5 separate regions of the Mus musculus genome follow, and all the other regions are linked to region 1. A link is a loop called in an ENCODE intact Hi-C map of the cell type or tissue named here. Cell type or tissue: heart. All regions are shown on one strand. Region 1 overlaps Gm33301 (predicted gene, 33301). Region 2 overlaps Zfpm2 (zinc finger protein, multitype 2). Region 3 overlaps Zfpm2 (zinc finger protein, multitype 2). Region 4 overlaps Zfpm2 (zinc finger protein, multitype 2). Region 5 overlaps Zfpm2 (zinc finger protein, multitype 2).

Evidence for each region. A loop is a pair of places that touch in the nucleus more often than their neighbours do. Peaks named below come from ENCODE experiments on the same cell type or tissue, not always from the same donor. Only the 100,000 strongest peaks of a DNase experiment are listed, where the experiment ranks them.
Region 2: a loop joins it to region 1, with 9 times the contacts of the local background. A loop is called at or near these places in 25 of 42 quality-filtered maps.
Region 3: a loop joins it to region 1, with 8 times the contacts of the local background. A loop is called at or near these places in 26 of 42 quality-filtered maps.
Region 4: a loop joins it to region 1, with 3 times the contacts of the local background. A loop is called at or near these places in 2 of 42 quality-filtered maps.
Region 5: a loop joins it to region 1, with 2.8 times the contacts of the local background. A loop is called at or near these places in 2 of 42 quality-filtered maps.

Annotation. Positions count from the first base shown.
Region 1 is chr15:40,164,374-40,169,373 of GRCm38, reverse strand. It overlaps Gm33301 (predicted gene, 33301), which reads right to left. Exons shown (of 3, transcript NR_155350.1): 2 at 4,094-4,174; 3 at 1,298-2,061. Among named protein-coding and RNA genes, the nearest start is that of Gm33301, 4.3 kb to the right of the region's middle. In heart, a CTCF peak has its summit at 2,494 (motif pointing left); no DNase peak of the experiment used is centred here; H3K27ac peaks cover 498 bases.
Region 2 is chr15:41,076,848-41,081,847 of GRCm38, reverse strand. The region is part of intron 5 of Zfpm2 (zinc finger protein, multitype 2); the gene reads right to left. Among named protein-coding and RNA genes, the nearest start is that of Gm46502, 95 kb to the left of the region's middle. In heart, a CTCF peak has its summit at 2,020 (motif pointing right); no DNase peak of the experiment used is centred here; H3K27ac peaks cover 398 bases.
Region 3 is chr15:41,026,936-41,031,935 of GRCm38, reverse strand. The region is part of intron 5 of Zfpm2 (zinc finger protein, multitype 2); the gene reads right to left. Among named protein-coding and RNA genes, the nearest start is that of Gm46502, 140 kb to the left of the region's middle. In heart, no CTCF peak of the experiment used is centred here; a DNase peak (open chromatin) is centred at 2,015.
Region 4 is chr15:40,759,462-40,764,461 of GRCm38, reverse strand. The region is part of intron 2 of Zfpm2 (zinc finger protein, multitype 2); the gene reads right to left. Among named protein-coding and RNA genes, the nearest start is that of Gm33353, 20 kb to the right of the region's middle. In heart, no CTCF peak of the experiment used is centred here; no DNase peak of the experiment used is centred here.
Region 5 is chr15:40,753,064-40,758,063 of GRCm38, reverse strand. All of the region lies in intron 2 of Zfpm2 (zinc finger protein, multitype 2), which reads right to left. Among named protein-coding and RNA genes, the nearest start is that of Gm33353, 14 kb to the right of the region's middle. In heart, no CTCF peak of the experiment used is centred here; no DNase peak of the experiment used is centred here.

The DNA.
Region 1 (5,000 bases):
CTTTGGGCTAACACAATTTGTGGTGGTGATATTTGGGACTTGTGCTTCAGAAAATTTCCATGGACACATTAGCTTAGCCGGCTCCATTCTCTGTCCTCATTAGTAAGTAGCATTCAATTACTGGGTGTTGCAATGCCAAAGAGCATAAAAGAGAAGCGAAATCTCGGTAAGATCTAAGGGCAAAATGGCATTTTTATATTGCTATAAAGATTACTTAACTCTAGTGCGGTGCTAATGATCATTTCTGTGACTAAAAACATCCCCTCATGATTAATTACATAAACTCTCATCATTCCAAGCCCAACAAAGACTTTAAAACAGTTTCATGCATCTTGTGTCCCCTCTAACTTTTCCATTAAACCAGGGACTCTAGGGATTAAAGTAACCACTTTCCATTACATTAAAATGGCGTACATGGGATATTTACGCTTGTGCGTGCGAAGGGTATTTTCTCATGGAAGGGGAGGGGGGCTTCTTCTTCTTTCCTCTATACCCGCCAACTTCTATTCCCCATACTCTTGTCAAAGGTATTCCTTCCACACGGAGCGTGATATCTGCACCGTCAGTTGTTCAAATTAGATATATTGACATATACAGTAAAACTCTCTGAGTGTAACTTCAGTGTTGTTTATATCATCAATAAAGTGGACATGTTGAAGGCACTCTTCTAAAATAAGGGATTGTTTAGCAGGGAATACAAGGCAGCTGTTAACCGTGAAGCTATAAATAAATACTTGGTAAAATACAGAGCAAGAAGACAGCCCCGTGTCTTCGAAAGCCTTGAAGTTGTACTGTAAAATGACCACTATTCTTGGAATACTGTACTTGCATGCCCACAAGCTCGGATCAAAGCGTGCACTATACAGAAAGGCACTGGCTGAGTTTATATCTATGTGATAGGCTTCCAAACAGTTACTTCCCCGGACACAGGACATGTCTGTTTACTACAACTTTTCTAATGAACATGCTTTACTGTTGCTTAAGAAAAAGACATGCAAAAAAGAAATAAACAACTGAAAATAATCTTCACTTGCTGAAAGGGATCAAAGTCTGAAATCTGAGACATTTCTTGGATGATGTCCCATACTTATGAAAACGGTCTTTCACTACAGTCTGTCCACGCCGGGATCCTCTCCCTGCCCTAGTGCAGCCAGCCCCTGGGGTCTGTTTCTCTCACCAGAGTGAGCAGTGAAGTGTGGAACGACCACAGACAGCTCTCAGGGCCCACACTGCTGCAGACCTCCCCGGTGCCCCCGTTCTTGGAACTGTGGCAGAGTCAGGTGACGGCAGAAAGAAGTGAAGCCCTTATCATTCTTTATTACGCAGCTTAAGGAAGATATACAGCAGAGAGCATGGTATGGAAAAGCAGAGACAGAGGATAGCCCCTGCCTGAGACTTGGAGTCAAGCACACCCAGACATCGTGCAGTTTGAATGTGGGGTCTTTGAGACCATAGGGCATTCAGTCTGGGTCACCGGAGGCATTTCCTCTGGCATGATGCCTCGTGGTTTACAATTTCCTCTTCTTCCTTCCCGTGACTCCACTGGAGCCGGTCTGGAAGTCCAGGAGCTTCTATCTATGTGGAACAGAATTTCGTTTTCAGAAATTGAGGTCTGGGCACCTTCTGAATAGAGACTGGCAATAATCCCAAATTGCATGTTTTATTATGTGGCCTTTATTTGTGTTTCTCATGAAATGAGCTGAGACACTCAAACTCATTTCAGATAGCAGCCAAAAACCAAATGGTCACATTGTCCCTAGGTGGACGGTCAGCACATTACAGACAAGGCCGTCCAACTCCTGCGTTTGCTAGAAACGTCTTAGGGAGGACAAACCGCTTCAGTCCCTGTTTCCAGCCGAACGTAATTTTATTCCTCGGTCGCATGGCTGCCTTCACCAATAGAAAAGGTCTTTACGTCGGATTTCAAGATCTTTCTATAAGGTCGCGTTGTGGCTGCATCTAAAAATCACTTTGGAATTTCATTTAACATGAAAGAAAGCAAAAGACGTGAGCCCTTGCTGCTAGTGTTTTTCATAAGTTGAGACGTGGAACCCGCTTATCCTGTGGAAACAAAACCAAGTGTAGTTGCTGGTTGCTGCGAGAGCAATGTCTAGTAAGGATTTCCACTTTTAATCAGTTATAAGGTACAGTGACAGCCACTGCGACTAACCACACCCTGTGGGGAAATGTGAATAAGCAGTAGTAACTTCTGCCAGAATTTAGCACAGGATTAATAGCATGCCACAGCACATTGGGGCCCTTCCACCCTACCGAGACCCCAGATGAAAAATTAATTAAGCTCATACATTTAAAACTAAATGCATTTCACTCCAAATTACTGTCCCCAAAAAGTTCAGCAACAACATGAAATGCCAAAATTGTAAACTCGCATCATATGTATTCAAACCCTGGTTTAAAAAAAAAAAAAAAAAAAAAAATCAGGGAGTGGGGGAGTGGGCCAGTTATGATTGACTCAAGATCCCCATCTAGTGGCCATATCTTGAATAGCAGGCTATTTGTGTTTCTGGAGCATTTGTGAATTAAACATCTAAGACATGTGATTAGCTCATTGTTCAGAAACGAGATTCTTTCTGCCGTCTTACCCTTTCCAACTGCATTGTAAGAGACATGCCCAAAATCAGGCATCAAAAATTCAAAAACTAAAATATCTCCAGGAGTCATTTACGGCCCCCACCCCCAAGCAATTACCTTGACTCACCAATAAACTCAGTTCCTCTGTTTTCTACAGGCTGTTTCCCCGATCCACCATTGATTGCTTAACTCTCGGTGTTGATCAAAAAGGATGGGAACTTGACATGAGTTCTGTGTGGTTACACACCCGTGCCACCACAAACATGTGAAAGTCACAGGATAATTATGGGGAACCGGGGCTTTCCTGTTTTGTTTTGTTTTGTTTTGTTTTGTTTTTGTTTTTGTTTTGTTTTGTTTTCTGGAAGGTTCTTGTTTTTCCACATCTTATCCCAGCTTCTCCAGATAGATCCCAAGTGCAAACAACTCCATCTAAATGAAGCTTGGAAACAGAAGCCAAACAGCTATGCTCTGGGGTAAGGTGGAGCAGAAGTGCTGATGAAAAGACACAGAAAAATTATCCTGGGATTCCAGAATGTTCTATGCCTTAGTCAAGGTGATAATTGCATATGTATTCTTACGTGCCCTACGTGCATAGTTCATGTGAAGTTCATAAATGACGACTCTCCGTAACTTGCTTTTCCCTAGTCCTGGAAGAACAGAGGTTGTAACTACCACAAAAAATTTCTACGAACCCTCAGAAACTTGGGAAAGTGAATATCTATAAAACCTACACATTAAGAACCTGGGACTCTGCATTTCTATAATTGGACTGAAAGCCTTGAAGGCACCTCCCAGCCCAAGCTTGAAACGAGCACGAGGAATTGTTTTCTCTCGGCTTCACAGGGTGAGCGCCATTACTCTCTGAGGAGGGCCGCCTTCCAACTATCACCCGTGTAGTCAAAGGGATAATGCAGACAAGTGGAAAAACGAATGGGTGACATAATCGCCAGGAATCACACCTGTCCCCCTTTCAAGTACATCATGGAATGCTCACACTAAAGGGAACCTGCCGATCTCCAGCTTCATCTCCAGGCCTTCAAGAGAGACCTAAGGGAGACTGTGACAAGTCCAAGATCACACGACTGTCTAATAACCTAGCTAAGCCACTCAGTCCTGCTGACTTAGGAGTCTTAAAGAATGTAGGCAGGACGGTGCGGGGTGGGGTGACCCCTATACCTCTGTGAGAAGAATACCAGCTTACCAGCTTTCCTAATCCTGCACAACTTTCAGAGACCTTGTTTTAGTTCCTGAGTGGTTTTCTTCCCTTCATTTCGATTTGTGAGCCTGCTGCCCCATTTCTTCTATCCACTATTTTTTTGCTTTCCATTGTATTTTTGTTTTGCCTTCTATCTTTATTTGCTTTTCTCCATTGCATGTTCAGCTACAACCAGGATTGCTCCTGAGTTTGCTTATTGAGCTTCACAGAGATGCATGTGGTCCAACCACTGCCCTGCAGATCTTACTACGTCAAGACTGACTTGAGTTCTGCCCTCCCTCCTACCTGAGAAGAAAGATGTCAAGCAGAACCAGGAGTCTGTGTCAACAGCTTTCCCTGGAGTTGTAAAGGCGGTCTCTTCGAGTCCTGCCAGGACAGAGGGAAGACAGTGAGCCTAAGCACAAAGCCACGGGCTGGCTTCCATGTCACCACTCCAGATCTCAAGGTCCTTGGAGAAAGGTAGTCTAGATCCAAGATGACCTTGTTCCCTTCACGATCTACCAACACCAAATCAGCCTAGAAAGTGTTCTTCAGTTCCCTCTGCCTTCTCTAAGTAGGTAAGAATGATATCAAACCAGGGCACACTCATTGCCATGTGTGACACTGACAGCCACTCCTCCAGAACCCAGCTGGATTCCAACGCCCTTGGTGAGGGAACACAGCACAGGTTCACCTCCATGGTGTCATGAGGGAGCAAGCTCTGTTGAACTATCCTACGTACAATCTGGGTTTTAGTGGCCACAGTTGTTTGGAGGAGGAGAAAACACAGCACAGGAGGGAGCTTAGTTTACAGGGAAAGAGGAACTTTGGATGCCAGTTCACTCCATACCCTGATAAAGTGGATTAAAAAGGTAAAAATGATTCATGTTGATTCTAGTGTTACTTCTCAGGGTCAGGCCTGAAGTCCTGAGTTTGAGCCTCAGGACACACATGGTGGAAGGAAAAACTGACTCCAGCAAATTGTTCTCTAACTCCCACTGTCCACCTGCTTGTCAGAGGGAAGATCATGCCTGTCAGAGAGCCTACAGCCAACATTAGAAACCAGATGGGAAAGAGACTGAGGGAGTCGACTCGTAATAGATCTCCCAGGCTTGCCAGTCATACGGGGGTCAGCATCCAACTAAAGAACCTGCACACTGCAAACACACACACACACACACACACACACACAGAGAGAGAGAGAGAGAGAGAG
Region 2 (5,000 bases), 910 kb before region 1:
ATGAAGCACTCAGAACTCCCCTAAGTGATGATCTTAAGAGATCTGTGGGCAAAAGCAGCCAGGAGAGGGGATTGCATCTTTCTGCAAGCCATCTTTAGTCAACATATTCCATACCTTGGTAAAGTTTATTAGCTTTTAAATATATTTACCCAAATGTTCTCCTAACAAAACATGATACTTATCAAAAAAAAAAAAATCCCAACAACCATACAGTATTAAGCAATCTGTGATGCTTGGAAAATTAAAAATTATAAGTACTATGCATTATTTTCATGCTCTTTTGTTGCCCAGAGCATGTTTCCTGTTTCAGTGTTTCTCTCTTCTCAGGGAGCATTTTATCTGTCCATAAAAGCTCAGTAATTCTGAAGGAGATCATGGGTCGAATGTGTCCTACAGTAAACAATGGCTATCATTTGTAATTAGGGTTCAAGTTCTAAAGATGACAATGTGTGTTGGGTTTTCTTATTGCAACATATAATTTTAAATTAATGTTTATGCTTTTATTTCACTTTATATGAGCTTTCCTTTGAGTAATTATTTTTCTTTACAATCAACTGTTAAATATAACGGAACTAATAATTTCCCGCTGTGGAAAAATGACAATGGCGTGCATGCACCTGTTTTTTACTCTATCTGGTTTGGCAAACAAAGTTAATGGGAAACAGGGATTCTAACTTTCTTCCCGGGCTGGGGAGGACCGGAAGTGTAGGCAGAACTGCGTGAGATTCTGTTGCTTTAGCATTGGAAACATGAAATATTTGAACAAAGCCTTGTTATCAATTTCAAGTAACACAAAAATCATCCATGATGCTAATAGTGCGATGTACAATTTCTACCAAAACATCTTTTCTTTTTATCCACTTTTCCAGAATTGAAAATTCTTTAAATTGTGGAGCTTTAAAATTTTTTTTTAAAAGATGAGTAGCAGCTGTGGGTCGTGGTTGTGCTTCGGTGCGCTGTGACTTAGTGTGTCTTTTATTATGTTTAAGGAAGCTCATAACTAGTATAGTTTTAGTAATTATATGTTATTTAAGATTATATAATCTAATACATAAGATTAAAATCTGGTGTCTCTTTTTCTTTTCTTTTCTTTCTTTCTTTTTTTATTTAAAAGGTTTATTTATTTTATGTATTCACCATTGTTCTCTTCAGACACCAGAAGAGGGCATCAGACCCTATTTCAGATGGTTGTGAGCCACCATGTGGTTGCTAGGAATTGAACTCAGGACCTCTGGAAGAGCAAGCAGTCAGTGCTCTTAACCACTGAGCCATCTCTCCAGCCCAAATCTGACATTCTTAAGTTGCTCATAAACGTATAGAACAGTGGTGTGATGCTTCATTTATTTGGGTTCTATTTCATTAATTTTTGCTTACGTCATGGTGTAGGTAAATTCAGAGAATTTTAATAATTCTAACTTAACCTTTAAAGCATAATTTATTTTTATTTCAAGTGTGTGACTGTTTTGCATACATGTATATCTGTGTACCATGTGTATGCCGGTGCCCAAGGAGGCAAGAAAACCATCAGATCCCCCAGTACCTGAGCTGTGGATGAATGTGAACTGCTGTGTAAGTTCTGGGAATTGAAGCTGGGTTCTTTGTAAGTGCAGCCAGTGCTCTAACCACTGGGCAATCTCTATTCACAGCCCTAATTTTTGCATTAGTATCTAAAACTTTCACGATAGTTTATTACAAATAAAATCTTTTTTGAAAAGCCACAGTATTTCTACCATAAGGCAAATTGTAGCATTATGATATAACAGTTTGTAATAATAAATACTTCCAGGTAAAATATGGATATTTATAGCTCATTTATAAATAATGCAACTTTTGACTTTATTCATGATACTCTCTCTGTGCATTGACATAAGATTATCGATGTGTGTATTAGAATATTATTTATAGATATAACTATATATGTGATCTTTAATAATTTACATATCTTTTCTAATCTTAATTTTGAATGACTGACTTGTTAGGGAAGAATATAGTGTTGAAAAAAGAAACAGCCAGCAGGTGGCGCTCAGTGCACACTGTGAAGGAAAGACCGAGGAAAAGAAAATGCAGGTTTTATTTATTTAATTCTACCTGAAATGTTGAAGTTGCTACACTGAGCTTTATAATCCCTAAAGATTTATGTTAATTGACTAAACAACTTTGTAGTAATTTACAGACTATTCTCCAATGCTCATCTGAATGCCCCTGCATTCAACTCACGCACCCTTGTCAAGATAACAAAACATAAAGATGTAACATCCCCACACCCCTAACAGGGAAAGAACGGAAGCCTGGGTTGCTGAAGTATAACAAACGCTATCCAAATGAACAGGTCTAATACGTTTGCTTGTTAATATGTAGCAACTCCCATTCCTCTGCTTTTTAGCGTCTTTCTTTATTCTATAAAGGATACAAAAGTCTCCTGTTTAAAGAGTTCCATTCTATATCATAGACATTTTAGAGCTCTACCTTTAAGAACGTGCTTTGAGCAGACATTTGATGCTTACTGAAATGAGTGTGCTGCTGCTGCTGAATCGCAAGGAAAGTTAACTGTTTGTGCCAAAGGAGAAACAATTGTGACAAGCATAAGCATTAAAGATTGTTATGTCTGTAAAATTAATGTGACACTTTCCAGGCCTATAGTCAAATGCATGAGAAAGATTTTGCTTGAACATACACCTACATTCCTCTGAACACATCTGCTTCCTTGTCTTCCTATCATTCTGTGACAAGGGGAGTTATCTTTCCCACTTAATTTTATGTTAGGTGTATCAAAGGTACTCTCAAGTCTCTACATTCTGAATACCTGTTTGTCATAAGTAAAAATCCTCAACTAGCGTTCTGGTGGTCAGGTGGCTTAGCATGGTCTTTTCCCGCAAGGTCTTCATTGCTGAATTTCAGGCAAAGTCATTTAAGCAGTCTGGAAAACCTTCATGGGATTATGGGTAATCAGCACGAACTTGAGTCCCACCATCACCAGGAAGGGCTCCTCAAGCGAGTGATTTCAGGATGTGCACAATGGAGTGAGTTTCTACATATCTTCTTGCTATATAAGAAGATGAGGCTCTCTCACAAGCCACATGGGCATTCGCCCAAGAATGGAAGCTAAAAACAATTAGTCAAGAGCATCATAGCATCACAAGGTAGGAAACAGTTTTTCAAGTAATTGAAATCCACAAATAGAAAGGGAGTCCTAGCTATGGCTTGTGCTTTGACAGTCTGACATTCAAGGTCAGCCCGTCTCAGTCCAGTTAGGATGGGCAGCGTGGAAGGCAGGGTGGCTTTCTGCCAAGGAAGTTGCAGATGACTGGACAATCCACTGCAAATCTCAACTTTTTCCATGTATGACTATGAAACTAGAGCAAAATAATTTTCTAAGACTTGCATGGCCTTCTGTTCCATTTTATTGTGCAGTTTGCAATGACAAATTTTACTATTCACTAATTGGCACAAAAGGGTCAATCTGACAGCAGCTATTGTTTCCACTAAGATTAGCAGTGCAACCCATGGTCTTAATCCAAAAATAGGTATATGTCTGTAGGCTGGTGTCACTTCGTTATAGAAAAATGTGGTATTATTCTCTTGGTGCTTACAAGGAGACCTCTTTTTGGTATTTTATGGTTATTTCTTATTTGGGCCATGTGATGATAGAATTGGGCAGAATGGGTTCTTGATTTCCTATATGAGTCTCAATGGAGGGTGGGAGGGAGCACAAAACCAAGACAGAGTGGATTTTCTACAGATGAAATTCTCAAGCGGAGTATAGCAAGGCAGGCAAGGGATCAGGACAGGAGAGCAACTGCAGAGAAAGACTCCATTCGTGAGAGGGCTGCGTCTTATCTGGAAGACCATCACAAACAGACAGGACAGCAGGACAGCAGCCTGGCTGGCATCCTCCTCTTTTTTTTGTCACATTCTAGTGTTTGCATCATAAGGCATCTAGGAATGAGTAGAGCAAGCAGGAGAACAGTGGTGCTTAGAGGACAGGCCAGGAGGTGGGCATTGCTCTGGGGCAGCCTGAGAAGGGTCATGTGCCCTTACTGAGCTAACCAAGCCTCTAGTTAACCTCCAACACGTTCACTTAAAGGGTATACATATATACATACATATGTATGCATATGTATGTATAGGTATATGTGTGTGTATGTGTGTTTGTGCGTATTTGTTTTTCTTTGATTATTCGGTATTTGACAACCACTCATCCAGAAAGCCTGACTACCTCATTAACAAGATAGTGTCTTTTAGAGCATAATTATGGCACAGTTTGAGTAAAATTGTTTAAACACAGTGTATGTTTTTATTTCTTTTTACAGTACTGGAGAAAGATTCTTGATCATAAGCTGTCAGTTGAATCAAATTTAGGAATAATGAATGGAAATACATTTTGCACAAAATTCATTTTGCTTTAGTGTGTACTCTCTCCCCCCAATTTACTTGAGATTGAACTCTATATTGTTAAGAAGCTAGAAGGCTAGCACTGAGTGGGGCCCTAGTGCGCCATACTCATGGGCCAGTTCAGATCTCTAAGTGTCAGCAGACAAAGCCACCATCATGAGGCTCCTCTGAGAGAAATGCTCCTAGGAGACGTTCAGAGAAGTCTATTAGTGGTCTGTCTGGTTACCAAGACCGGGTTCTCACATTAATCTCATGATTCATTATCTTGAGCTTAGCAAATCAAGAACAGCTTAAACAAACCAAAACCAAAACCAAAACCAAAACCAAAACCAAAACCAAAACCAAAACCAACCAACCAACCAAAAACAGATTTCTGTCTATTCTGCCTATAATCTGAAAAAAAAAAAAAAAGAAAATGAAGGTGGATTTGGGTTTTTTTGTTTGTTTGTTTTTATAAAGAGGTTATAGTTTCTTTCAATAAAATTTAAGTCAGGTAAGGAAGGGATGGCTTATTGTCTTTCTTTATAGAACTAAGTTGGAAATGAAGAAGGAGCTGAAATGGGGACTATTTCTGTTTGTTTGTTTGTTTGTTTTGTTTTGTTTTGTTT
Region 3 (5,000 bases), 860 kb before region 1:
TGTGACTAAGCTTTTCAACAGCAAAAGATTTATCCCACATCAACACTCATCTAGGGGAATCTTCGGTCTAAGTCCTATGATATATATGTGAAGGGCATTCATTGTGAAGGGCACCGAGAGAGTATGATGAAAGGAAGGTGTTCAGGAAAGAGCTGACGCCTCGGCTTTTCTGTCCTTGGACACATCTCTAGGGTGCTGGTTACCAAAGTTCAGTCTAATATCAGATTGCTAAAGGACCTCACATTTTAAAAAAAGTCAACATATTTTCCATAATTTAAATGTGTCCTTGTAAACTGTCCAGCTTCCTGCGACGTCAAAAGGAAATCATGTAGACTTGGCACACATTATTCTTAGATGCAAATTAGCTAATGAAATAACTCTCTTCTCATGTTGATCTATCAAGGCTGTTGAAATTAATTCAAGATTAGAATCTGTCATAAAATATTAATCACAGGGCCTATTGGCCCAGAGATCCCTGCTAGCCATGATGCTATCCAAGCCTGTTGCCTTTGATTGAATCTAGCATCAGTTTCTTTTACAGTGAATCAAGTAAAGACAAACAATAGTAACAGTGTTGCTAAAGAGCACAGTGACAATTACTAATGTGCGATAGGTTTTACTTTTTTATTGAACACTGGTGATTAATGCTTCTATGTACAATGTTAAGTCATTCTCCAAAAATTGTAAGATTCTGTTATTATAATCCCAATATTATATAGGTGTAAACTGAGGTTTACAAAGTTGATTAATATATCTAAAGCAAAAAGCTAATCAACAAAGGAGTGAAAAAACTACCCCAAACGTGTCTAATCCAGAATTCATGATACTGAGCATTTTAGGACCTCTCTACAAAAGCTTGAGTTATTTATGGTTATGCCTTTTGTTTGACTTGTCATGGAAGGGGTGCACTGCTGTGGTCAAATTTATATCAAAGAACTAGTGTAGAACCACCAATGCTTCCAACTATCACAGAATGAACGTACCACATTATCACCTTGAAACATCTCAATTACTAACTTCACAATTTAACTGACGACTAAGCTGAAGGCAAAGCTAAGTCAGACATTACTACCTTTGCCTTCAACTCAGTTGTCAGTTAAATTGTGTTTGGGTAAATATGTAAGCTTTGCAACTGATATCAGGGAGATTGTTACAGATTTGAAGACAATGTATACTTGAACATCACAGGTGCTAAAAAACCAATCTTACAAGAGTGGTTTGGGGACACATATAGTTTAGGCAATGGGAGTGACATGGGAGTAGTATATTTCACAGCAGTAGATCCTGGGTGTTGGCTAGAATCTGACTTTTATCAACGGATCATCTTTAATACATCAGTTCTTGACAACTAACTGGGTCTTGTCAAGTGAAGACAAAAATCATGTGCGAGACAGGGGATACAAACTTATAGTACAATGAGGTATGACTGTGAGGAAATAAACAGGAGGATTGCAAAGATTGAACTAAGGCAGTTTCCATTTTGAAAAGACATTTGTGAAGACAGAATCAAGGCAAGGACCCAATACAATGGAAATATATATGTATAAAGTGAAAAGGTACAAAATTATATTACATTTATGATTAACACTGAACAATTTCCTCTAGAAAAATGAGAACTGTACGTTACTTGTTTGTTTATGTTTCTTCCATCAATGCTTTGAACTTACAGAAAGCCTTTTGAAAGTCATAATTTCACTTGTGCTTTTTAGTACAAGCCTTCAGAGTACAATCATGTCTTTGAACAATGTGCCAGATGGTTAGATAAACACAGCTACCATCAGATGGGTGAATGGCTTCATTTTTCATCTTCCTACAGCTTGAAAATGGATATACAGTAAAGCTCTCATGTTCTCATGAAATGTGAGGATTCTTCTTCAGGACTAATCTTTCTCCATCAGGCAGAAAATCCTGGTATCAACTAACCAAAGATTACTCAAATTGTCTCCTGGACTCTAGCTGTCTCCTCCTTAGCCCCAACACCCTCAACCCCGTTAGAGGCATGAGCGAGGCTGAGCAGCGACCACCAGGTGGCGCCAACCTACAATCAGGGAACAACATATTTATTGAGGCCCAATGTTTTTGCCAGGATTACTATGACTAATTATGATCTCACATATTTGGTGACTAAGTTTTCAGACCCTGCTGATATTATTCTACAGATAATAAAATTAAGTTGTATAGTTTATTCATGTTTATACAGTATGCTACTGTCTATAGTCCAAAGTCAGGCTCCACAGTAAGTATATAATCAGGAGTCTAGGAGCTCACAGTCCAATATAGCTCCCTTCTACCCACGGTATGAGGTAGAACTGACCATTTCGGAGCCTATGCAATCAACTACAACTCATTTATGCTGCACTGAGACCGAAGGACTATGTTGTGTAAGCATGAAAGAAAATAAAATCCAAACAAACAAAGCTCAAGGTGTGTTGCTAATACACTCACTCATACTCTGATTTCGTGTATTAATCATGGACATTTTTTTCTGTAATGAATACTCAATAATTCAATCAATATTTCTCTGGGGATCAGCCGTTACTCATCACGCAGGAAGCTTTGACTCCAATCTAAAGAACCATCAGACCTCGTGTTCAGGAGTAGAGGCAGGAGAATCTCAAGTTCAAAGCCATCCTCCTTTCCTACTGTGCAAGACTGTAGATCGTTTTAGTAACATGTCTCAAAAGAAGAAAAGAAAACAAACAAACAAATGAAACAAAACCCTAACCACCACCGAAGTCTAGGAACACCATTCCACGTAATTTAACAGCTATCTGACAAGAATTGGTAAAATATCCACCCCAAGGTGAGTATGATGGAGACTATGGAAAACACTGTCATGGTTTCTAATGTAAAGGACTGAGTAACCTATTAGTGGAGTTGAAATAAATGGAAACAGGGGAGGGGAACGCAGATAATGTAAGACGAGTATTAGACGCAATGACAACGCAGCTCTTATCAGAGAACATGGAAGTGACTGAGCCCAGGGATGACGAGCACAATCTTATACAAAAGACTAAGAGTTTGATTTTTTTGTCACGAAGGGAGGCTGTGATATAAACACTCTGAAAAGAAAGAGCTGTTAGCCATTCGGCTTCATCTCTTTGCTTTCCTCTGACTCAGTGGTTCCATTTGGGTTAATTCGATCCTTGACGCTCCCAGCAGATTCTTATCAGGGCAGTTTTGTAATAGCTGCTGACCTATCAGTGGGGAATATTGAGAGACATGCACGGAGTATAATTTTTCAGCAGCCACAGGGCAGGTGATGCTGGAAAGGCAGCTCTCTTTTAAATGTATCAGCACTTCCAAGTCTGCAGCGCATAAAAGTTGCTCACAGTTTGTATCTGTGCCAGGAAGATGAAGGCAATGCCTGCTCCACACACCAGTGGTGAGATGTGTGATTTCACCCTTGGAGAATGTGACAGAGTAATCGACTTTGATGATTAATCCATTGTCACAGGAGGCTCAGCATTGGTGGAGATGAATTTGCTGCCTTAAGTGACTCCCCTGTTGTGCTGCATTCTTTAAAACTCTTAGGGAGTTGATACACGGTGAGAGGGGATGAGACTGCAAACCTCAGGAAGTCACTCCGACTCTTTTAGACTTGTGAAAAAGCACACAAGGCAGCTACATGTTTTCTTTGGGCGTCCAGATTTGACTAAATCAAGGGATCTTAGAGAATACATCCCTTCTGGGAAATTCTTGATAATAGGAACACATGATCTCACACAAGGTTTAGAAGACTTCCTGTAAATCATGGAAAGTGTGTTAGAGGGGCTCTGCGGGGCACTGCTTCGTTATTAACATACCTGACCCAGTATTATCACATGTAGTATATGAGTCACATACACTAACATATCATGTATAACACAATGGGCGTATATATTTCTTCACATATATGCATGTTAATGAAAGTCACATAAACAGATGAATACATGCTACAAGTTACTTCTTACAAGTCAAACCAAGAGAAGTCATTTTGCCTGCTAGCGTCCCTTTTCCCTGACCTCCAAATGGACATGGTTTCAGATTATGAAAAACTACTTGAGAATTTAGCCATTCTGTCTTTGAGAGAAAAGACAATAATATTATATTTATAATTTATTAATACATATTATATTAGAGGCTACATATAGCTCAGGTGGACTGAATAGGAAATTGTAGGCTTCTTGGCCCAAACCCCAGAACTTCTGAATCAGGAGGTCTGGATCAAGGTCTGAGAAATCTACAGGCCTCCTCTCAGCAGAGGAGTCTGGAGCAGATTGTCTGAAAACCACATTTTGACAATACAAAAAAAATTGTAACTGAATAAGTTAGATGTAGACTGGGATTTAGCTCTATCACTCTGTGGCTATTTATCACTAAACAAAACCATTAAAATATATAAACTTTAGTTTCAATGACAGCCTAATAAAATGTTTACTATTTGACCCCCTAAAAACATGTATGAATGAGAGTATATAGACACACATATAAAGGCTTCCTAATATATTTGTAGAAATCACATGTAGTACATAATACAAACCAAATAATAAAACATATAGCTGTCTCTCAGCACAGCAAGTTAGAATGCACTTTCTGGTCTTTGAGCAATTTTTGTTTCCATAGTCAGACTAAGTTGTAGATGACCGACAGCTGTTGTTCTAATATGACTGCTGCTCCCTTGTTCTGGTGTCCTCGCAAGGCTAAAGTGAAACACCAAAGACATATATCAGAACATAGTGCTTGCCTTAGGGATGAGCAGTGACTTCATGGGACAAGGTCAGACCTTTAAATACCACAATGTGATTTTCTCTAAATTTTGCATTTTTCCCAGTGGGCTAGCTAGATAAGGAACATTGTAAAGTTTAACTGACATTATTTAAACAATTCTCTTGATTTCTCTAGGTAAGAAACAAATAATACTCAGTTTGTAGCTTGTGCCAATTTACATAAAACAAACATCATTACCATGGCCAAATTTAATCTAGCAATGTGATGCTGATACACCTTCATAGACAACA
Region 4 (5,000 bases), 600 kb before region 1:
CACAGACAGTACCCACAACATCTTCCAGACATTCAGAAACATGTGGGAACTCTCTCCTCCCCACAGTACTTTAAAAACTGGGCATTTCCGGACTCTCTCTAGATTCTTTGGACTCTGAGAGTTTAGTCAAATTTGATAGATGTGGGACTTATGTATTGACTTCAAATATAAATTTGAAGATTTGTATTGAAACCTAAAGCCAAATAGCACTCTTCACCACTGTTGACTGCTGTGAGTTTACTTCCACTGACTGTGGTTGTAAATAGGTTGATTTGGACCTGTGTGACCTAAGAATGTGGGTGCCACTCACTAAGAACATAAATTGACAATTATTGGAAGATAGCAGCTTGGGGCAACCGAAGCTATAGCTTTCTAACTCTCAGTGGAAACAGACCTCTGAATGCTAAGTGAGGACCAGAACCCCCTTTCCGATTAAATTTGCAGTTCTGCCCAGAGTGCTGAGAAATTTGGGTAATGTTGTCAAACCAGCCCAGGAATTCTGAAGCAATCACCCACATTTATTTAAATTATTTGAATTTCAGATTTGTTTAGCACTGTTTTGGACTGTTCTGGGTCTATTATTTGATATAAAACTAATTAAGCAATTGTAAATTTAACTGCAAAGGGGAATTAATACATGTATCATCTGTTTGGTCTTGTGAAATATGAACATAGCATATATACTACATAATTTTCAAAATTTATTTTCATTAATGGTCTGATATTTTGGGGGTCACCTCAAATGCCTCAACACAACTATTTTTACTATTCAGAAAACATCATTCTTTCTAAAATGGATTTTCCTAAGAATGTAAACTATTTCTTGTCTTTTTATATACACTGCTGTAGAATTATTGTTTCTTACTAAGGAGAAACCACTTGAATTAGAGGGCTTTTAGGGGCCGCTGTAGAACCTAGTGCAGCAGAAACTTCCTGAAAACAATGAGCATGACCCTATTGAGGACTTGTAGTAACAGAAGATCCAGAGCCTGAACTAGCCATCTTCTGTAGCCAAGCAAAGCATCCAGTGATGGGACTGGGACACCATCTCAGCCAGAAACCCATCAATCTATAACCTGTTCTGCCTGCAAGATGTGTTGGGCCAATAGTGTCTCAGAGCTTGTGGGAGTAGCCAACCAATGACTAATCATATGGAGGCCCACAACAGAAGAGAGAGAGCCCATAGCCCACGTTGTCTGGATGGCCCTAAATCAACCTGAAGATGGATGGTACAGAAACCTATGCTAGAACAAAAGAGTACTGGCTGAAAAGAAAAATAAAAATAAAAAAACAAGGTCAAGAATCAATGAAATGATTCCTTATGATACTCTGTTGTGATTAAATAATCAGAGTATATGTCGTGCTCAATCACCACCAGAGAGAGTCCCTCTAGCAGCTGGTGTGGATAGAGACTCACAGCCAAATATTAGGCAGAGCTTGAGGGGGAGGAAGAAATGTTGGAGATAGAGGGCTTGAGGACATGAGAAGAACACTGCCCACAGAATCAATTAAGCAGAGCTCATAGCAGCCCACTGAGACTGACGTGGCAATCCCAAGAGTCCACATACATCCTCTGCATATATGATCTGATTTTTAGCACGGAGGTTTCTGTGGGACTCGTAACAGTGTAAGTAGGGACGACTTAGCTTCTTTTACCTACTCTTGGGACCCTTTCCCTTCTACTGTGTTGCCTCATCCAGCCTTAATGAGGATTTGTGTCTAGTTTGACTGCATCTTGTTAGGCCACATTCAGTTACTATCCCCGGAGGCCTGTTCTTTCCTAAGGAGAGACAGAAGAGGAGTTGACGTGGAGGACATGGGATGTGCAGGCTGGAACTGGGAGAGGTAGGTGGAGGAGAAGCTGCCATTGGGACGTATTTCACAGGAGAAGAATGAATAAAAAGACAAAATAGTGACTATATACTGGTTTATCCACAGTTGTCGGCTTCCAGGATAGGACAGGAAAGCACAATAAAGTCTAAAGCAGGCACATGGAGGCTGAGGAACACCCCGTCATTAACCCAGGCTTCTCACTGTGTCCACACATTGTGTGCACTCCTTCATTTTAGTTGAGCATTCTAAGAGATGAACATATTCTTCATGTAGCCCTTCTTCTGACTCTAAACTATGCATTAAGTCTCTCTACATACAACAATGCTCACATATCACATCAAATCATATAGATTTTCAGTGTTGGTTAGCTAGTATGGAGTGTAATTTACATAGATAAAAACCCTAAAAGTTAGTCGAAGACCCCAAGTAAAGGGCCATATGCTAATTCCAGTGCAACAATTGAAATGGCATCAAATGTTATTGTCAAACCCTTGGAGGAATGGAGGATGCTCTTGTGTGTCGCAGCTGGTGATTTCTCCCTTGATAAATCGATGCCTTTAATCCTTAAAAAGATCTTCCCTTCTCACTGTCAGAAATATATAACCACAGGCAGGCTAGTGTCTGCATTTCTGCTTTCCATGTCGGCTATGTGCATAAGACTTGGTAAGATACAGCCACTGTCAGGTTTCTGAAGAGTTCCTTGTCTAATCTTTCTGCCCCTCCAGATCTTCGATATAGAACCTGTTAGAATGGATTGCTTGCTTTTCCAGTTCCTGTGTTTATCTCGCTTCCTCTCTCGCCATCTGCTGTACTGCATTTCCTTTAGAAGAGTGAAAAGTTTTCACAGTGCCTGGAGCTCTGCCTGCAAACAATGCCCCCTTCCTCTCTTCCTTCCTTCCTTTCCCTGCTTTTTACTTAGGTTTATTTTGTGTTAAGGTCAAAGTGTTTCAAAAGAGTTCAATCTGCAAACATTTCCATGCGGCTGAAATTCCTATCCAAATAGTCGTGATGGACTTGAAAACACCCTGCTCATTTATCACTGGCTTCAGCCCAAGTGCACACACTCTGGTATGCCTCTGGTTCTTTGGGTTGTCTTCAACAAGAGGACAAGGAGCAGACAGTGAGAAACGGTGGCGTATTCCATGTTGCCATACAAGGTGACATAATGATTGGTCACAAAGACTTTCAATATAGTACACACATGATTGATACACCCTATCTAGGTACTGAAATATTGTTTTTCATTCACTATGATTTCAAAGAGACACTAAATGATAGAAAATTTTAAGTATGTTTCTCATTCATTTACTTAATCCTTGGTGGGCTTTTTTTTGGGGGGGGTTATAAAAAGCATAGTTTTTTACTGGTGGATATGTAAGGGTGTTGTTGGTTTGTTTGCTTCTTAGAAAGCCCATTTTAAAATATCATGTGATAGTAAGGTTTGGAATTCTTCATGTTTCCAGCTCCTTCTAAAAGAATTATTTAACAATACATTTTCCTTGCCCTCCTCATTTTTATGTGATCTTAGCCTTTAGTAGTTTTGTACTTTGACGAAGGCAACAAACCTACAGAAGTTAAACTGAAAATGACATCTACCCTGCATGACAGTGAGCTGATTTAAAAATGGTATATAGGCAACAAACTTCCTGACTTTCGAGGACAAACAGAAAATGAAGGTTGTTATTACCATTATTATAATTACTATAATTGGTGCATAGTTTCAATACTGATCTGTCTAATCTCAGAAAAGTGCTGAGGCAGCAATCTGCATTCATCAGCAGCATTTATTGTTACTGCGCATCTAGCTATTTTTATTTGACCTTTTAAGAACAACAAAAAAGTGACTGATTTTATTACTATAATTAAATTCATCATATCACAGCGTTCCCTATTTCTTTCTACACTCTCTATGTTTAGGGCTACCAGAGATAAAGATTATCCCATCAGGTAATGGATGGGCAAATGCCTAATGCTGCCTGTTGCTTTGCCAATGATAACAAAAACACTGAGAGAATTTTACATACTAACAAGAAAATGCAAATTTTTATGTGAGAAGATTAAGAGCTTTGAAAACCTATTTGATTTAAATTTACTAAATAGTAGGGCAGAACCAGGAAACACTTTGGAAATCGCTTGGGATGCTAAAAGATATAGAGGAGAGGAGACACTGCTATTTCCAAGAAATGTTTCCTACAGTGTGAACATTTTCTCTTAAACCCTAAATGCAATCAACAGTTAACATGCAGGGTTGTGAATCAAGTTAATTCATATGGTTAAAGTAAATTGGCTACCCAGGCTTTACCAAAGCTATTCAAACTTGTAATTTTTTTTTCGAAATAGAAAAATAAATAGGGTTAATAGAGACAAATGCTAGGCAAACATGAGGGTGCTACTCAAATACAAATGTAAGCAAATAACACTGAGATAAACAGACTTTAAGCATAATCACAATTTCATCAAAAATGCTTTCTTAAGAAACACTGAATCTTCATTCAGACCAAAACATCACCAAGAACATGGGCATACAAAGAAGTTCTCTTTTATATTATTCAGCTAAATTTAATGGTTAATTAATCCAATATCAAGACTAAAGCTGAAAGAGCCAATCAATGATATATAAATAGAATATCAGGGGATGATTAAATAGATTATTCTTCTTCAGATGACTCTTAACATTCAGAAACAACAAATCTAAATAAATCTTCCAAGTCAAAAAAGCTTCTTGCTCTTTCAGAAACCTTACATTTTAAAGCTGTGAACTTGTTTTCTAAATTATAATAAAATGATCTTCATAGTAATTTTCATTCCTGCTGTTACAAACATATTGCTTACTTAAAATAAGGATGACATTGAAAAGGAGCAGATACCTCCTAAGCCTTATGTGTTTAGTTGGACAAAAAGAAAGACACTTTATTATAGCACGAGAATATATCAGAAATTCTAACAGATGAATATTGATCATGGTTTACCAAACTTGAATTTATTTTTCAAATTAACATTGGAAGATTGCACATGTGTGATTCTGGCATCCATTTCACGGGAATAAAATGCACTGAGATTGTCATACACAACAAAACAAAACTCCTAGGATATGCTATCATCCGTGACTCCTGTAAACACTACAGTGTGAACCATTTCATACAATGGGTAAAATCAATCAGTTTTCA
Region 5 (5,000 bases), 590 kb before region 1:
TACACGTAATTTTTCTTTTTCAAGGATGTGGGAATCTGTCAAAAAGACTGACCCAACTCTGCTAAGGGGGAAAGGAACGAGGTGACACAGGTTGTCCCCAAACACCCACCAAGTGCTACTGTGGAATTTATATTAATGATCTACAGATGGAGTCTCATCAAGCTCTTGGCTAAAAGGAAGATTCTGATTGGGTTATTTGTATTATTTGACAGGTTCTCCAAGGTACAGGTCTCAGTTTCCCTGCCTCCACCTTCGTTTTCTGCAGACCATTCTTCACTAGGCAAATGCAAGATGTCTCCTGTCTGCTCTTCTTCTCTAACATCCCCATGCATCCAATCTCCTTTCACAGTGCCTTTACCTATCCCACCCACAGTGGTTGGATCCTGAAGCAATAAGTCCCTGTCTCAGGCTCCCTGCTAGCCTCTGTTGTCTTTGTTTAACACTAGCCTCTCAGGTGGACACAGGGGACTAGGTTCTAGAAGCTCAGTTTCCTTACCCATTGCTCTTTATAAAGTCAAGTGTGTCCCCAAACAAAGATGTAATGCCACTCCATCACCCTGCCCTGTCCTGTTTTTCTCTTGTCCTCAACAATGTTCACCATACAAAGTATGAGTTTTTTGTTTCATTAAATTTTTCTTTTTTTCTGTATTATTCCAGGGATTTCTGCTTTGCAACCTTTCGTTGGTTCCAATCTTTCCCAATATCTCTCAGGTGTCAACACTACTTAACAATTTCTCTACCATTCTTTATAGCTAAATAGTAGGAAAAGAAGTTGGGTTTTCTGTCTCCTAATGTCAAGGCTGGTAGTTTTATATTGCCTCTTAGCTTGTTTAGAGACCATAAAATCACAAAACAATTTCTAACAACCCAATAGTAACTTTCCCAGATCATTGATATCGACAACTGAGCTGCTCGTTGACACATAGTTTTTGCAGATATCTTTTCCATAGCTCAGCAACTTACTACATTACAGTGACAGCCATCTGACACATCCTGTTCACACATCCTGTGACATGCTCCTACTATGTATCCTAAAACATATTTACTCCACTTCAGTCATTAACAAACTTACATATACCGGTAAGGAATCCCACTTTTACTAATTATTAACAGTAGGCTTAGTTTTGCCCATGTGTGAAAATATGCTCTTGTTTTCTACATAAAACAGAGATAAGTAAGTGAAATAACTCAAACAAATAATTCAGCACCACAGGAAATATGTAGCACTTATGGGCCCAGTATGGATGTCTTAGTCATCTGTAAATTCCAGGAAATAATTCTTGCTTGTTTCCTTCCTGATACAGATGCTGGGAAGGCAAAAAGCCAAGCAGCTTAGGACAAAAGAAGATGTTATGACATGAGCTATCATTTTACACTTTGTCTAATATTTTAAAATATCAGAGGTCCAAACCAGTTTGGAGGAGCATTTTATTGTAAACAAGTCTTTCTTGTGAAGATGAAGAACACAGAGATTATCCAAACCAAGTGCTGGCTTAGGAATCTTACATAGAATTATAGGCCTGAAACTCAAACAAGAATATCTCTGAGATATATTCAGGTAATTTGGAATTTAACATATTAAAGGAACATAAAATAAAGATGAGACTTCTATGTGATTTTCCCATTTTTAAACTGAGCTATGCAATATTGAATCAGAAAAAACCTGCAGCTTTAATACTACTGACATCTTCCAGATGTGCACAAAATCTTGCCCTTTAGCAAGAAACTTGATGAAACAAGTGAAATTGACAAAAATACAAAATAAAAAGTAAAATGTCATTCTAACCATAGAAAATTTCCTACATGGTATGGGCTATCACAAAAGTAGAACCTTTGGTTTACAATTAGCAGCATTTTCATAGATACTTAAAGAACAAAGCTTTTTCTCTTACTCTTCAAAAAAATTACATAGTTACTTAGAATAGCATAGAATGACTTTTATGAAAAATCAATTGCTAAAATTTGAATGAAGATACACTATCTTTATAAGTACACTTCTTATTCTTCCCTAAGCATGTGTAAATATATCATGCTTAAAAATTGAGATACTCTACTCATATATTTGTGGTATGAGATCATTACCTAATATTTTTTATTAAGGAAATACAGCTTATATCTAAAAATTTATCTATGGAAACCATTAAAATGACTAGATCATTGCTAGAATAGAATTATGAAAATATCTTCAGACAACAAAACTTCAAACAATCTTATTCACTTCTGATATAGACTGACAAGTTTAGAGTTGTTTACAAATGATCAAAATTGTGTACAAAAAATCCCATGTTTTAGTGAAATATTATTGTTAAGGAGAACATTTCATACCTCCCTTTCCAGTTACAATACTGATTTGCTTAAGCCTTAACTTCTACTACTGTAACGGCTTACCTCTTCCTTCTTCAAATACACAGGAATCATAAGCTTGTACCACTGAGGCAGTGTAGTCTTCTACATAGAGATTAAGTTCTACTTTTCTAGTGGGAATAATTTCTCTTCCAATTGTATTTACACAACACAAATTGAAGTGAGAGAAAGGGGAAGGATGAGAGAGGGAGAGATAGAGAGACAGAGAGAGACAGAGAGAGAGAGAGACAGAGAAACAGAGAGAGGCAGAGACTGAGACAGAGTCAGAGAAACAGAGAGAGATGCGGCCCTTGTATATCAAGAGGGTACAGTATCCATTAGCATTGCCTTCCTTTCACTACAGTTTCTCCTGACTTCAGAGGGAATTCCCAGCACTCATCATCTATGAGAGTAAGATAACATTATTCTTTTCTATTACCCAGGACACAGAAAAGTGAGATAGTAACATTGGCATTTATAAAGGAAATATCAAGTGAAACCAAGTTTTTATTCCCATGGAAAATTTTTAGTTTCAAAATGAACATTATGAGATTGTTTTATGATACGTATACTATATACTATTTAATGGCAAATTCTGTGCTATTGTTGGTTATACATTTAAAATATCTTAGAAATTTCCAAGTACTTTTCAAATAATCATATCCATTAAATAACAGTCATAATAATTGTAATTCAATTTTTTCTCACTTCCCAATGCCTGTCATTACATTCTCTGAATCCTGATTCCTGTTAGCGTAGATGAGTATCTCTTTCTCAAGGCCATAAATACTGTCCTTAAAAAGCCAATTGATCTAAGCCTACCTGTTTCTAACAAATCACTTAAAATGTTGTGGATTTATTAAACTCTTCTATTATACATAAACCTTCAATAGTGATCATCCCCAAATTTAAAATGCAAACAATACATGATACATATAATTAATGTAATTACTAATTGCTTTTATTTTTGATTATATTAGATACATAACTAATAATCTAAATTTCTGTCTTAACTCTTTAACCATAAGTGCCCAAAGAGAAGAGGGGGCCAGTGCCTTTCCTCCCCAGCTTGGCTCTCTATTATGATACCGTAGCATAAGGAAGATACCTTATAATAAACATAGACATGCAAATCTTGTGGAAACAAAAAGAGTAAGATGGTGTAACATGTAATTTAAAAACAAATATTCCTCAATATCTCAGCAGGTGGTTACATACATTGCTTAAACTACATGTCCTTAAGAGACAGACACAGAAATCAGAACATCTACAAGAAATATTAAACTGGCCTGAAATCTGAGTCTAGGAAAACGACCTTTTGTTCTTCTAATTTTCAGTCAAATTTGTCTGATTGGGAGACAAGCACCATGTCACAAGGCCACTGTTGGCTTTCTGGGAAATCCCAGTGAGGCTAGAGCTCTGCTGAACTGAGGGGCAAAATAAGTGGTGTTGCTTCGTTTCTAAGATGCCATCAATGGGAGAAGGCAATGCTGAAACTTCCAAATTATTCTATAAATACGTGAGACCATCAGGCTATGTTCAACTGTCCATTTAAAGATATTATATCAGCATTCTTGATTTTAGACTGTGAGTCCAATCAGCACACACTCATAAGCTCATGTCACTTCTCTGAACTGTCTGACTGAAAATGACATTCTTCCACAAGTATCACACACACACACACACACACACACACACACACACACAGTATTGACAGTTGTGGACAGACACACAGACATTCAGTCAGTTGGCTCTCTGGGATGCTTTCATGCTTCATTGGCAGAAGCAGATTTTGTAAACCTAGAAAAATCATTCCAACATACGTGACATCATGTGACAGCGTAGGAGGAAAAGAAGTCCTTCCTCACTGGGAAGGTCAAACAAACTAGTAAAAATAAAAAATAAAAGTATTATAGGAAACAAAATATTCATTTTAGAAAAAATCTGAGGAAAAGCAGTGATGCCAGGTAATGTCATATTAATGATCAAAGTCAAGGTTAGAAATAAACTGAGACTTATCTAGAGTACTTCTTGGATTATAGTGTGTTTGTGTTTCTCTGTGTGTATGTGTGTGTATATGTAAGTATATGTGTTATGTGAGTGTGTGCATGTGTAGGTATGTGTATGCATGTGTGTTTGTGTGTGCTTGTGTGTGTCCAATGAGTATGCATAGAAGAAAAGATCACGCTAAGAAGCTATCAATAGCCTAAGAGGGAGTAGTGTTAAAAGTTAAAGTAAGCACCCACAGTACTAAGTTTTCAGGACTGAGCCAGACTTGGGCTCAGGTGCTGTCTGCATCACTCAGTGCTTATATCCAGTATTAGAGCTATGCACACTCTTGGAGTTGAAAGAAGAAGAACTCGTTAAAAGAAAAAGAACTTTGGTAAACATCAAATATGTTATAACTAGTTAGCCAACTAACAAGAAAATTAACTCAGGGAACGTGCCAACTGATATTAAAATATTTGAATATAAAAGCAGATTACTATCAAAACAAAATAGTTTATTCCAATGACAAAAGAGCTTCTTATTTCTTAAATAATTTTCCATATTAACAGATAATGGTATTGTATATCAGCACTGGTCCATGCTAAGGTAAATAGAAATTTACAAAAACTAAGTGGATTTTGTGGATTCCTTTCCTACATGCAGCCATC